Linked DNA regions of Mus musculus: region 1 is linked to region 2. Evidence: chromatin contacts called from ENCODE Hi-C or POLR2A ChIA-PET data. All regions are on one chromosome and are shown on one strand. The core of a region is the stretch at or near the end of the contact, and the rest is flanking DNA. Distances in the headings are between cores, read along the strand shown. Region 1 holds the start of Mxi1 (MAX interactor 1, dimerization protein). Region 2 holds the start of Dusp5 (dual specificity phosphatase 5).

Evidence for each region. A loop is a pair of places that touch in the nucleus more often than their neighbours do. ChIA-PET counts read pairs that join two places held with the same protein, here RNA polymerase II (POLR2A).
Region 1: a loop to region 2 is called in a map of regulatory T cell, with 1.9 times the contacts of the local background. The contact joins the promoter of Mxi1 here to the promoter of Dusp5 in region 2. A Hi-C loop is called at or near these places in 1 of 37 maps with a recorded cell type or tissue (regulatory T cell). POLR2A ChIA-PET finds 5 or more read pairs at or near these places in 2 of 5 experiments (Patski and embryonic stem cell).

Annotation. Positions count from the first base shown.
Region 1 is chr19:53,308,792-53,316,381 of GRCm38, forward strand. Mxi1 (MAX interactor 1, dimerization protein) reads left to right here and starts at 1,715. Exons shown (of 6, transcript NM_001008542.3): 1 at 1,715-2,182. The coding sequence starts at 1,909. Gm30541 (a long non-coding RNA gene) reads right to left here. Exons shown (of 3, transcript XR_003952895.1): 2 at 4,281-7,590.
Region 2 is chr19:53,524,420-53,531,199 of GRCm38, forward strand. It overlaps Dusp5 (dual specificity phosphatase 5), which reads left to right and starts at 4,726. Exons shown (of 4, transcript NM_001085390.2): 1 at 4,726-5,277. The coding sequence starts at 4,899.

The DNA.
Region 1 (7,590 bases), core at 465-2,964, 220 kb before region 2:
AGAAAGGGGTGTCTGGTCCCCTGGAACTTCAGTTACAGACGGTTGTGAGCTGGGAATTGAAGCTGGGTCCTCTGGAAGAACAACCAGTGCCCTTAGCCTCTGAGCTACCTCTTCCCCTATTTATGTTTAAACGTGTGCATGTGTTCCTGGGATGAACTCAGGGCTTTGTGCACGCTGGGCAGGTAAGCTGCCCTACCACTCTGTTATATTCACAGCCTAGTTTTATAATATTTTTGAAAGCACACAAAGGCCTTCTTGCAGGTCTATGTGTGTGTGGGGGGGGGAGTGGGGGGTATACACATGAGCTGTAAATGTTAAAGAGCATTTTGCAAAGAAAATATTCTTTGTTAACAAAGTTTCCATTTTCAGTCTTTGTGACAAAAGTATAGGGAAGTGTCTCTGGGCTGGTGAGGACAGGGGGCAGCACAAGTCCAGGTCCCCTTACGAGGTCAGTCTGGGTAGATTCCTTTTAGAACTGTTTTCCAGTGAAGTGCAGAAAAGTCTTGTTTACCTCATTCATTCTGACTTAGATTCAAGTTACAGCAGCAAAGGGGACCTAGGTTCCAACTGAGAAAGTTCTCACAGAGGGGCTGCCATTGTAGCCCAGTGTGAGAACACTTGCCCAGCAGGCACAAAGCTTTGATCTTCAGGAACAAAACAAAACAAAAATTCTTAGTATGTGCCCAAGATGTTCTAGGTGTAGTTTTGACTTAGTTCACGAAAGCATCTTCTCAGAGGTTTCAGGGATGTGCAAATTTTGACCAGGAAGGGTTAGAGGATTTGATTTGTTCAGTCTGCTTGAGTAGGCCGAGAACTCCAAGCCTTCTTTACCAGGCTATCCAGGTGTCTCCCACACTCTGGTCAGGCAGGCCTGGTGGCTCCCAGTGGCAGCAGTGAAACTGTTGGAGGGAGTAGGGGATAAAGACTCCAGGTGTGGGAGTGGGGAGTGAGGGAAGGAGGGAAGAAGAGGTTCCTAGGTTGCCACTTCTATCTAGGGGGCACTCTGTCAAGTGAAAGGGCAGGCAGTTGTAGTGACGCCCTGCTGTGAGCTTTGCACAGCTGGACTGAGTGAGTGTGGAGAGATGCTCACATCTCCTCCCGCTTCCTGGAAAATAACTTTGCATTTGAAGGGTTGCAAAGGAGTCGGTAAATCTGAACCCGGACAGGGTAGCCTGGAGACTTCCTCTGCTTGTGTGAAGGTACACACAGGTGTGTGTGTGTGTGTGTGTGTGTGTGTGTTCGAGCGTGTGAGGGGTCATGTGTAAAATGTTTGTGTTGGGAGGAGTTTCTAGTTACATGTGATGTTTCTATTCTTCCCGTCAGAATTGGGCTTTTATTGTTTGATTTTGAAATAAGGTCTTTTTTATTTTTTTAAAAAATGCCTAGCAGCTATCATTTATTGGGGACCTCCTATGTGCCAGGCATTGTGCTGAATTTATTTTTCTGTAAAGAAAAATTGTTTTTATCCAGGTCCACCTAGAGACATCCGAGGGTTTTTTTTTTTTTTTTTCCCATTCTTATTAAAGCACAGTGCTGTCTACGCAGCTAGGATTTGCGGAGAGGCGGGGAAGGGTGCTGGATAGGCAGGGGGCGGGCCCTGCCTCCCTAGCCGCCACCATTTATTTTGACCGGTCAGATGGCATCGGGCTCGCACTAGGACCCAGGCGCCACAGCGCCTCCGTCCGTCCTGTAGGTTCATTCAATCTCCCATACACACAGACCCACACAGCGAGAGCGACACACACTCACACTCACAACCGCACGCAGCGAGGCTCGGGAAGTCAGTCAGGCCGGCTCCTTGCCCCGGTGCCTCGGTGACTCCAGCAGGCCGGGTCTCCCAGAGGCCCTGCAGCTCGGCCGGCCGCGCAGCCCCGGACAAGGAGCAGCTCCGCGGACCCCCGTGCCTCCATGGGCAAACGCGGGCGGCCGCGCAAGGAGGCGCGCTGCGAGGGCGCGGGGCTGGTCCCCGTCGCGCCCCCGGCCATGCCCCCGGCCGCGGCCGCGCCCCAGCCCCCGGCGCAGCCGGAGGAGCCGGCGGGGGCCAAGCCCCGGTGCCCCTTCTCGGACATTTTCAACACCAGCGAGAACTCGATGGAGAAGCACATCAACACTTTTCTGCAGAACGTGCAGATTCTGCTCGAGGCAGCCAGCTACCTGGAGCAGATCGAGAAAGAAAACAAAAGTAAGTTTGGGGGCCCCGACTGCTCGCCTGCGTCCAGCTCTTTCTTTCTCACCCCCTTGTGCGACCCCTGTCGCTTACTCGGTTCGCCGCCGCCCCCCCGCAACAAACACACACACACACACACACACACACACACACACACACACACACACGTACCCTCGGCAGTAAAGCCGATGACACCGGAGAAAGGACACGCACGCACGCACAAAGCTGCTAAAGATGTAACAAAGACAGCGAAGGGGAGAGGGAGCCTGTCGGTGCCTTGGTCTGTCGGTCTCCAGCAGGCCCGGAGGACGGCCTGGCCGAGGAGTGGGGGAGTGTTGTTGTTTGCTGACAACTGGGCTGAGAGGCTGCGAGCTCGTCTCTCCGAGGTCGCCTTTCTTCCCTTTTTTTTTTTTTTTTCCTCCTTTTTCTTTCCGGAGCCTACTCCGGCAGACAAGTGTTTTGGTTTGGCTTATGGTTTTGGTTTTTTTTTTTTTGTTTTGTTTTGTTTTTATTTTTTTGTTTTGTTTTGTTTCTGTTTTTGTCGCTCGTTCCAGGGTTGGGTGGGGATGAGAAGCTGAAAGTTGGAAACCGTTTGCAGAGCTCAGGGCTTCCAGAAAGAAAACACAGACACACATTACAACAATAACAACCGCCACCACCGAACAGCTCTCCGCGCCGTGGACTCCGGCTCTTCTTCCTGCCTACTTCGTTTCTCCTTCCTTCCACAGCAGGACTAGGCTCAGGCCATCGTGTCCACAGACACAGTTCCCCTGTGCCTCCTTGCCTCTGGGATGCCACGGCCTCTGGTCCCCTCAAAGAAACAGGCCAGAGGAACCAGGCAGCGCCGGCAGCCCTCCCTGGACCTGCGGTCCTGCGCGCGCTGGGGTAGGGAGGGGGGGACTTGGCGAGGGGGACGTGGCTAAAAGCAAACTTTAGGATTCCGCAGAAACAATAGTTGGGGGAAAAGGTGTGGGCGGTTGTGTCCATTTTCTTTATTTTCAGAGACGCACAGGACGAGCAAGGCAAACGCCTTACAGGGTTCCGTCCACCCCCACCCCCCCCGCACTCCCCCCCAGGTGGAGACCGATGCTAGGAACCCCACCCGGGCCTGGGCTTCCTCTCTGTATTTGTTTCATTTTTGTCCCTGCCCATTGGAACCCCCAGCTCTCGCCAGGCATTCGACTCAGCAGCACCCTAACGGGGGCAAGCGTGTGCTGCGTCTCCAGCACCATCAGAATAATAGCTGTGAGAAGGAAGATCGGGCCAAGGGAGAGAAAGACTCACGGAGAAGAGAAAAACGAGATGTGTAATCTGTCAGAACAAGTAGGAGATCAATGGGAGAGAGACCCGATTGCAACGTGTCAGGTCTTGCAAGACCCCCCCCCCCAACACACACACACACACACACACACACACACACACACACACACACACACGCCAGCCCTCAAAACACAAAAACACCTTCCCCAAATACACCCGGGCCTTTAGGGTTAAAGTAACCGAGTATCGCCAGCGCAATTTGTGGGGACGGGGTAGGACCAAAACAAGGATTTCTGTTGGGAGGTCTGTGGTGCGATCTTTTCTTTCTCTGTCGCCTCTTTGCTCCGAGTGCCTGCCTGGCTTGCCAGAGGCACATCGCCGTCAGGCTGTGTAGCCGAGTCGCTGAGCGATTATTCACCCGGGTGTGTGTGTGTGTGTGTGTGTGGAGGGGGTGCACTCGTCTGGAGAATAGTTTCTGAAAAGCCCAGCTAGTAGGGAGCTGGGTGAAGAGGTGGTTTTGTTTGGTGTGTTTGCTTTTGTTGCAGGGGGAGGGGCGCGATTTCTGTAGTCGTCCCCCTCCCGGATCCCCTCTGTCGCTGGAGTCTGTCCCGTGGCGCCGACTCCGACCCGGGGGGGGGGGTGCACCCAAAGAGGGCACCTTGGCAATATTCAGCGAACCTCATCCCCCACCCCCACCCCCGCAACGAGGAATATTAAGGAGGTAGCCAGAGATTCCCTAGCCTCTCGTGTTTCCCCCCCCACACACACACACTTCATACCCGCAGACAATCGGAGACCTACCCCCCACATACCCCCCCCCCCGCGCCCTGGCCGCCTCCACCTCCTTGTTTACCCCGTGTCGGGGCTCCGGCGTGGCCACTAGTCACGTAAGCAGAGAGCCGGGCGCGCCCGGCTGGGCTGCCCCGCGCGGGGCGGGCCCGTGGTGGCCGAGCCAAGGTTCCAGAGGCCGGTGCAGTTAAGGGGCTTCCTCTCGGACCCTCTCCCTGGGTGTCCTCTCTGCAAGACGGCCGGCCATGGAGAGGGGCTCGAGAGCCTCTGCACCCCAGTCAAAGTCAACTTCATGTGCGTAATCAGCCCCTCGGCCCGCAGCCCCCCTCCTCCGACCGGCTCCCCGCGGGAGTATTTTTAGCACTCTCGCGTCTTTTCGCCGCTGCTGTTTGGCTCGAAATGACGTGATGCCAACAGCCCCCAGATTTCCCCGAGAGCGTGGGGCGCTGCGCCGTGCCTGGCTCGGCTGCAGCGATTCGGCTGCAGGCCCTCGCTCCCTCCGCGACAGCTCACGCAGGCGAGGGTGACCCTCCCGCAAACTCCAGGAGACCACTCGTCGGACCCCCAGATTGTCCACCCTTGCTAACAGAAGCGGCTCACTCTGGCCACTTTATTCGCCCCCCACGCTCTTCCTCCCTCGAGCGGACTGGGTCCCCCCAGTACGGCAAACGCCGGGCCCTACATCTGTCTTGCTTTATTGGGGGCGCTTCTCCGCGCAGCGGGCGCTCGCCGTTGTTTTCTGCTCGCTGCACACAATGCCCGCGCGTCACGGCGGTCCGCGTGTGCACAGCAATAACGCGAGTCGGGGGGCGGGTCGTGCGTGCGCCGGGCTCGGGCACTGCGGGTCGCTCCGCGCGCGCGGGGCTTGTTTTGCTCCAGAGCTCTGCTTTCCGAAACGCTTACATCATTCAGTTGTTGGGGGGTGGTTAGATCTGGGCGTTCCGATAGGATTCCAGCATTTCCCTGCCCCAGGCTTTTTGGAGGAAGTAAAAACCCTCCTCCCCACCTATGCTTTGTAGTTATTATGATGGGGGTGGGTGTCCAAGGTTTTGTTGTTGTTGTTTTTGTTGTGCGAGTCTTTTTTTATTTTTTTTATTTTAGGTCACTACTGCAAAGGGTATGGCTGGCTGATTCAGGTGCACAACCTCCCCGCCTTCATTTCAGCGAGTTCCCCTGTAATCACTTGATCTCAGTTTCTCCGCCTCCTCCTCCTCCCCCTCCCAGCGCTAGACACATGGTTTCCACATGGAGACAAACTTCTTTCCTCCGACTGGACTTGACCTAGCTGTATCGTCCAGCCAATCGGCAGCATCCGCCTCTCGTGACGTCACGCGTTGCTGAGGCCCGAGGCTGGGGGGCGGAGCCAGGACGTGAGCCAGGAAATCACTAGGCGCTGTAGTGCAGCCAGCTGGTCCAGTCTTTTCTTAAAGGGGCTCTCTTCTCTTAGACAAGTGCCTGCCCTTTCGACTCCATTTCGGGTTCGCTGAGCTGTGTTTTGAGGTGCGTCGGTAGCGTCTGGTCACGCGTTCACACGTTTGGTTTTCAGTGTTTGCAAAGTACTCAACTTGGCCGGAGCTTGGCTTATTTTCCACTGCAGCCAGAACTCCTTTTTATTGCCTCTTTGAGGTTTCCGTACTGGGAGTGTTCACCAAGTTTTGGCCGCAGTGATGAATTATTTCCATTAGATGGGGTGATTTTTCGTGAGGGAGGAGTTCAAATACTCAGTGTTGACCCTGTAGTACATCCGAGGGAAGAAATTCCTGAGGGTAATATAGGTACAGTCTCCCGAAATGTCACCTGGTGTGAATCTGTGGATCTCAAAAGCTTCCAGAAGTATTTATCATGTAGGCAGTGGCCCTGTTATCACAGACTTGGAAATAGCCTGTGACATCATCACCTATATGCATGTCTTCGCGGTTAAGAGTGCACGCTCTTCTTACAGAAGGGCCTGAGTTGCGTTCTCAGTACCCACGTTGGGTATCTCACAGCCACCTGTAACTCAAGCTTCAAGGACCTCCGGCCTCCACGGGGCTTTCTACAGATGTACACATAACATGCACATTTAAGTCCTAAAAACAAGTAAGCCCCCTCAGAGTGGAAAAAGTTAAGGTCTAGAGGGGAAAGATGGCTTTCAGCATTTGGGGCAGGTCTTTGGAGGTGGCATCAGACAGGGAAAGTGACAAGGTGGGGATAGAAGCCACAGTTTACTTTCTGGTGTAGACTGCCTGGGTTGGAGGTAGGGTGTGTTCCTAGGGGAATGGGTAGGCCCTGAAACAGCTTCTTCCTGTTGGTGTAGGAAGCTGGTGCTGGAAGTTGCTGCTGCGTGGTGTCATTTGGCCCCACCCTGCCTTCCTGACTTAACCTCCTCTGCCTGGACATGAAACCTCAACTCCAGTCCAGCAGGTCCACCAGCTATCAGGCTTCACAGTCATGCCCCTGTGTTTGGCTCAGTGGAGGACGCCCTCGTTCTCCTACTCCGCAGGGTTTCTGTGTCCTACCCTTCCTTCATGACGTAGGCCGGTCCCTACCCTCCTCCTTGAAGCCTATGGGCTGCTTCAGATCACTGGGTGTCAATTTGGGGGTCAGATTAGTTTCGAGAGTGTGTGATGCTTGGCAGTCAGAAGGATCAGAGGTCCAAATTCCTACTGTTGTTTGGACGCAAGTTCCTCAGCTTCTCTGAGGCTGCATTGTGTGAGCATAATGATAGCACCTCCCTTACATCATCACAGAGCGACTGGGTCACCTGAGACACAGTGCATGCTCAATAAATGGTAACTTCTGGGGCTGGAGAGACGGCTCAGCAGTTAAGGATCGCAGTTCTGTCTCTGGCACACACAGCAAGCAGGTCACAACTGCCTTGGCCCTAGGGATACAACACCTTCTTTTGACCTCCTTGGGTCCCTATATGCATTTGGTACATGCACACACTTGTACACACACACAGTCACATGTATACCTAATTGTTTAAAATGGAAATTCCCCTGAGCTCTCACAATCTTCTACTTGTTTCCCCTGTGTTAGCTTTGTCTCTGCAGGGAGAATAACAACATCTTGTGTGTGTATGAGTGTGGTATATGCAGACATTCAGTTGTGTGTTGGGTGTGTGTGTGTGTGTGTGTGTGTGCTTCTCTCACGTGTGCCCCGTGGAGGCCAGGGGTATTTTTTGAGACCGTCTCTTAATGAACTTGGAACTCAATGATTGGCTAGAATGGCTAGCCAGTGAACTCCTGGGATTTGCCTGCCTCTGCCCTGCCCCCAGCACTGGGGTCACCGATGGGCAATACCACACCTGGCTTGTACAGGGGGTACTAGGGACCCACACTCAGGACTGCATGCTTGAGTGGCAGATGCTTTCCTCGCTGAGCCTTCGCCCC
Region 2 (6,780 bases), core at 3,476-5,975:
ATCACATCCCTGTGTCTCCATCACATCCTTGTGTGTCTCCATCACATCCCTGTGTGTCTCCATCACATCCCTCGTGTGTCTCCATCACATCCGTGTGTCTCCATCACATCCCTGTGTCTCCATCACATCCTTGTGTGTCTCCATCACATCCCTGTGTTTCCATCACATCCTTGTGTGTCTCCATCACATCCCTGTGTCTCCATCACATCCCTGTGTGTCTCCATCACATCCCTGTGTGTCTCCATCACACCCCTGTGTGTCTCCATCACATCCCTGTGTCTCCATCACATCCTTGTGTGTCTCCATCACATCCCTGTGTTTCCATCACATCCTTGTGTGTCTCCATCACATCCCTGTGTCTCCATCACATCCCTGTGTCTCCATCACATCCCTGTGTGTCTCCATCACATCCCTGTGTGTCTCCATCACATCCCTGTGTGTCTCCATCACATCCCTGTGTGTCTCCATCACATCCCTGTGTTTCCATCACATCCTTGTGTGTCTCCATCACATCCCTGTGTCTCCATCACATCCTTGTGTCTCCATCACATCCCTGTGTGTCTCCATCACATCCCTCGTGTGTCTCCATCACATCCGTGTGTCTCCATCACATCCCTGTGTCTCCATCACATCCCTGTGTCTCCATCACATCCCTCGTGTCTCCATCACATCCCTGTGTGTCTCCATCACACCCCTGTGTGTCTCCATCACATCCCTGTGTCTCCATCACATCCTTGTGTGTCTCCATCACATCCCTGTGTTTCCATCACATCCTTGTGTGTCTCCATCACATCCCTGTGTCTCCATCACATCCCTGTGTCTCCATCACATCCCTGTGTGTCTCCATCACATCCCTGTGTGTCTCCATCACATCCCTGTGTGTCTCCATCACATCCCTGTGTGTCTCCATCACATCCCTGTGTTTCCATCACATCCTTGTGTGTCTCCATCACATCCCTGTGTCTCCATCACATCCTTGTGTCTCCATCACATCCCTGTGTGTCTCCATCACATCCCTCGTGTGTCTCCATCACATCCGTGTGTCTCCATCACATCCCTGTGTCTCCATCACATCCCTGTGTCTCCATCACATCCCTCGTGTCTCCATCACATCCCTGTGTGTCTCCATCACACCCCTGTGTGTCTCCATCACATCCCTGTGTCTCCATCACATCCTTGTGTGTCTCCATCACATCCCTGTGTGTCTCCATCACATCCCTGTGTCTCCATCACATCCTTGTGTGTCTCCATCACATCCCTGTGTGTCTCCATCACATCCCTGTGTTTCCATCACATCCCTGTGTCTCCATCACATCCCTGTGTCTCCATCACATCCCTGTGTGTCTCCATCACATCCCTGTGTGTCTCCATCACATCCCTGTGTCTCCATCACATCCCTGTGTGTCTCCATCACATCCTTGTGTGTCTCCATCACATCCCTGTGTCTCCATCACATCCTTGTGTCTCCATCACATCTCTGTGTCTCCATCACATCCCTGTGTGTCTCCATCACATCCCTGTGTCTCCATCACGTCCCTGTGTCTCCATCACATCCCTGTGTGTCTCCATCACATCCCTGTGTGTCTCCATCACATCCCTGTGTGTCTCCATCACGTCCCTGTGTCTCCATCACATCCCTGTGTGTCTCCATCACATCCCTGTGTGTCTCCATCACATCCCTGTGTCTCCATCACATCCCTGTGTGTCTCCATCACATCCCTGTGTCTCCATCACATCCCTGTGTCTCCATCACATCCGTGTGTCTCCATCACATCCGTGTGTCTCCATCACATCCCTGTGTCTCCATCACATCCCTGTGTCTCCATCACATCCCTGTGTCTCCATCACATCCCTGTGTCTCCATCACATCCCTGTGTCTCCATCACATCCCTGTGTCTCCATCACATCCCTGTGTCTCCATCACATCCCTGTGTCTCCATCACATCCCTGTGTCTCCATCACATCCCTGTGTCTCCATCACATCCCTGTGTCTCCATCACATCCCTGTGTCTCCATCACATCCCTGTGTCTCCATCACATCCCTTTGTCTCCATCACATCCATGTGTCTCCATCACATCCCTGTGTCTCCATCACATCCCTGTGTCTCCATCACATCCCTGTGTCTCCATCACATCCCCTTGGACCTTTTCTTTCTAAATCTTCTCCCATTCACGTGACTTCTTTCCAGCTGTAACCACTGCCTGCCAAGTTCAAGCAAGTCTTTACCGGCTCAGGCCTGGATTATCCATGAAAACTTGCTGTCCCTGTCCCTGACCTCAGTCTGGATCCCACTCCCACTCTCAGATAAAGCCTCCATCCTCCACAGAGCCACTTCCCTGATGACCTCAAATGGTAATTCAACCAGGTCACTAGGACCCAGTGCATAAGGTCCAAATGTCTCAAATTCTCTTTAGTTTTTAAGAATGGGACACATTTTCATTGGCTCCAGTGGGAAAAGACAAATGGGTTGGGCAGTGTGTAGCCTGAGACATCAGGCCTCGTGGGACAAGGTGACAGGATATTTTCTTTGTTGTAGCTTCCAGGTATGTAATTCATGCCTCTTGAAGGAGGGCAATCCAGATTGGCTGGTGTGCAATTCTAGGACCTTAGTGTGAGCCACCGTGAGCTGAACTTTCAGGGGAGCAATCTCTGCTGTGTAGATTGGGGCAGTCTGGTCCTAGGTGAGGGTCTCAGGGTTACTAGGCTGTGCCTCTATGGTACCATTCCAACCTGGCCTAACCTGCATCATGATTTCAGGGCAGCCTGCAGCTCTCTAGGAAGAAGGTGCCACCCAGAATGTTTCATGGGCTGTGGGGATGGTGGGTGAAGCCTCAGACGCTGAGTTTGATCTGTAGGTCCCTCATGGTGGAAGGAAAGAAAGGGTCCCTTGTAAACTGACCTCTGACCCCCCCCCCCCCACACACACACACATGCAAACTGACAAAGTAAATAAACAGAAGCACAATGAAGTGAAGACAAAACCATGGGTTTGCAGAAGTGTTAATTTCTCTCTTCTGAGGGGGAGTCTTTCAAACACCTCCAGGCATAACAGGCTGGGTTGTTTCCTTCACAGCAAGTGGTTTCTACTCATTCTTGGAAGTTTGTCTCAGCTCTCATCGGCTGAGAAACTTTCTCCACTTCCACCACAGCCCACACACCATGGGTGTGCAGACACAGACACTTACAGAGGCCCGAGATGGGACCAGGCCTCCTCCCTGGGCTGGGGCTGATGGATTGGAGTCCTGCTTCCAGCCGTGTTACCAAGCGTCTAACACAAGACTGGCTGGTGCCGGTGCTGGGTATTCTTCGTGAGGCTTGAGATGAAAGACGTGGGTGGAGCCTGCTAGCTACAGCTTTGGTGTTTTTTTGTTTGTTTGTTTGTTTTGTGTGGGGGGTGGGGTGGGTGCGGGCGTCTATATTGCTTAGATTGGCCTCGGGTTTTTGATATTTTTTTCTCAGTCTCAAAGATGCTAAAATTACAGGCCAGCCACTGAATACTCAGGACAGAGTATACAGTGATTGAATCGATTGCTTGAATGAAGATATGACCCAGAAGCAATGCCAGCCATTATTGTTGCTGGGCTGATTGATTGGATAGCAGAATGTGATTTCTGCTTTCTCCTTAAAAAAAAAAATCTCATCCACTTATGGGGGCTGTAAATGGATGCAAGGGTTTGGTTTGTTTTGTTTTCCATGAAAAGATAACAGTGAAATAGTTGGCAAAGGATTTGTAGGCAGAACGCATTTGCATCCCACGTGCCCTGACAGCTAGCAGAGCCCTCAGTAAATACTTGCAGAGGGGACAAATCACACTTAATTTTCCGGGAATGGGGGCAGGCAGCATGAAGCTCCCGAGAGAATAGCGGGGGCAGACAGCCTGGGATTACATTTTATCCACCATAATCCCACAAATCCAGAAGCCACCCGGACAACAGTTTAACTGGACTGAGCCTTACAGCTCCCCACAAGCTGCCCAGAACCACAGAGCTCCCGAGTCGGTGTATTGTTCGGGGGTGGGGGTGGGGCTTTTTGTTTTGTTTTGTTCTTTGAGGCAGGGTCTCACTATGAAGCTCGGGTGGTACATTGGAGAGAGCAATCTTTGGAGAGAGCCAAAAGGGGACTGTCAATCATCCGAAGTAGAATCCACTTGACGTCTCCGGCTCACCCATTCACAACTCCTCCTTTTTACTCTCAGGAACTTTTATTACGGAAAATTAAAAGGTAACAAAAGTGGGGGTAACGTGTTAGAAAGAAGCCCCCAGTATCAAGATGACCAAGCCACGCCGCATCTCGGCTCATCTCAGAGGCTAAATCTCCTTGCAAACGCAGACACAACCGGGAGCGACCGGAATCCGGGATTCACCGGGAGGCCCCAGGGGCTCCGTAGCGCGGCCACGGTCACCTCCTCTTCCCGCACGGCGTGGGTCACCTCGGCCTGGTGGCGTTCCTGACACTCCACCGGTAGTCCGGGGTGATGCGTGAGTGAGTCTCTCGGCGCCGGGCCCCCCGAGAGAGGGAGCGATCGCCCGCCACTTCCTCTTTCTCGCTCTAAGACGCCCTCTCTCCAGCCTGCTCCTTGGGTGGAGGCGGGTGCCCGCAAGCTCCACCCATGGGCGTGGTCAGCCAGGGGGCGGGGAAATACCCATATTTGGCCTTATATGGGCACTCACGTCACAGGACGCGCACTCATTCACATAAAACGCTGCGCTGCCGGCGGAATCCCCAGCTTTCTGGGGCAGCGAGCGGCGGGGCCGGGAGCCCAGCGAGCGGGGCGTGGAGAGCGTCGCGCGGCCCCTCGCGCCGGGCTCCGTTTGCAGGCCACAGCCCCCGCGAGGTGGCCCGCCCGTCCTCTGGCAGCTGTGGGGCGCGCAGCGTCGGGCCGCTGGGTGGCAGCGGCATGAAGGTCACGTCGCTCGACGGGCGCCAGCTGCGCAAGATGCTCCGCAAGGAGGCGGAGGCGCGCTGCGTGGTGCTCGACTGCCGGCCCTACCTGGCCTTCGCCGCGTCGAGCGTGCGCGGCTCGCTCAACGTCAACCTCAACTCGGTGGTGCTGCGGCGGGCCCGGGGCGGCGCGGTGTCGGCGCGCTACGTGCTGCCCGACGAGGCGGCCCGCGCTCGGCTGCTGCAGGAGGGCGGCGGCGGTGTGGCGGCGGTGGTCGTGCTGGACCAGGGTAGCCGCCACTGGCAGAAGCTGCGGGAGGAGAGCGCCGCGCGCGTCGTGCTCACCTCGCTGCTGGCCTGCCTGCCCGCCGGCCCGCGGGTCTACTTCCTTAAAGGTGAGTTCGTCCGGGAGCAGACTGCCCTTTGCCACCCTCCCTTGCTCCCCTGCACCCTGTGTTACCAGGCCCCAGGGTTACCTCCCTGCATGGGAACTCTGGACCGGAGAAAGTCACCACTTGCGGGAGTATGCACCCCGGGGTTTGACGTGCGCTTGGGAGGTCCTTGCAACACGTCAGCGCCCAGGGCTTCCTTCTCCCCACCCGCCTTTCCTCGAAAGCGTCTGGCATCCTGTCTGTCCTCTGGGTTGGGTGGGCTGGGAAGGTGCTGCGGGCGGTGCTCCCTAATAGTTCCGGGGGCCCAGAGCTCATGCTGGTCATTGGCGCCGTTGGCAGGCCACGGGGGTCGGAACCTTTCTGTACAGATCAGCGCGATCAAACAAGTTGAGACCCTCCCCCAGGAGAGTGGCGCCGCGGTGTCCCCTTTCTTCCCGCCTAGACAATTAGAGCACGTTAGGCTGTGTCTTGGTGGGCCTCTTGCCTTTTTGACCCTGGCAAGTCCCTCCCCTTCCTCTCCCTTTATTGCTTTTTATTGTTATCCTCCAGCCTCCTCCTCCTCCTCTCCCCAAATAGGCCGTTCTCAAGCTTAATTTGGGAACTGACAGCTTTCCCACCCCTTTCATCCTGTCATCCCCAGCAGGGGATTATCCTCAGAGACTACCAACCGGCCAACCTAGTTAAGAGAGGTGCTGCAGAGGCTGCAAAGATTCAGAGGAGATTCTGAGGCCTTTGATTTTAGGCCTCCGAGAGCTGCCTGCAGGCCCGACTTATTTCACCTGCTGTCGAGATAACTTTGGCTTCCGGTTGTGGGTGTGTGATTACTCTCAAACCCCACATCATTGATTTCTGGGTCATTTCCTGTGACTGCTCCTGCCTTCTAACCTCAAAAGTATGGGAACACTGGCCTGGGTGCAGGGGAGAGAGCTCTCAGATAGGGCCCCAAAACTCTGATGACTTGTCCAGGAACTCTGTTACGGTTCAGAATTCAGGTGCAGTGAGCTGAAGACCCAGTGTCAAAGCCATGCAAGTTGGAATTTCACACACTGTAGGCCAGGAAGATCCCAAGGCAAGTGGGTAGCTTCCCAGCTAATTAACACCTCTTGCTAACTGTTCCTTGTTGATCCCATTGGGAGATAACAGGTGGATGTTGCTGCAGCCCAGCTGCAGAATCTGCAAGGGTGGGTGGCCTTTTCTAAGCTCTGCAGCGGTCTCTCTCTCACTGTTAAAAAAATGAGGTAACATGTGTCCAGGTGACAATCTGAATAGCCCCAAGGGTGTTTAAGGAGATGTGTGTCTTCAGCCCACCCTAAAACCTAGTTCCTCCCCAGAAGCAACACCAATGAATTCTTCTTGGATAGTGTCTCCCATGGATGGCTTTTAAAAACAGATTGAGCCCATGTCATACCAGATCCTGCCTCTTTTCTTGGAGATCTTGGAGACATCCGTGTTGCTGCATGGTAGTGCCTTCGTCATAACCACTAGGCTGCTTCCAGTCTGGCTGTG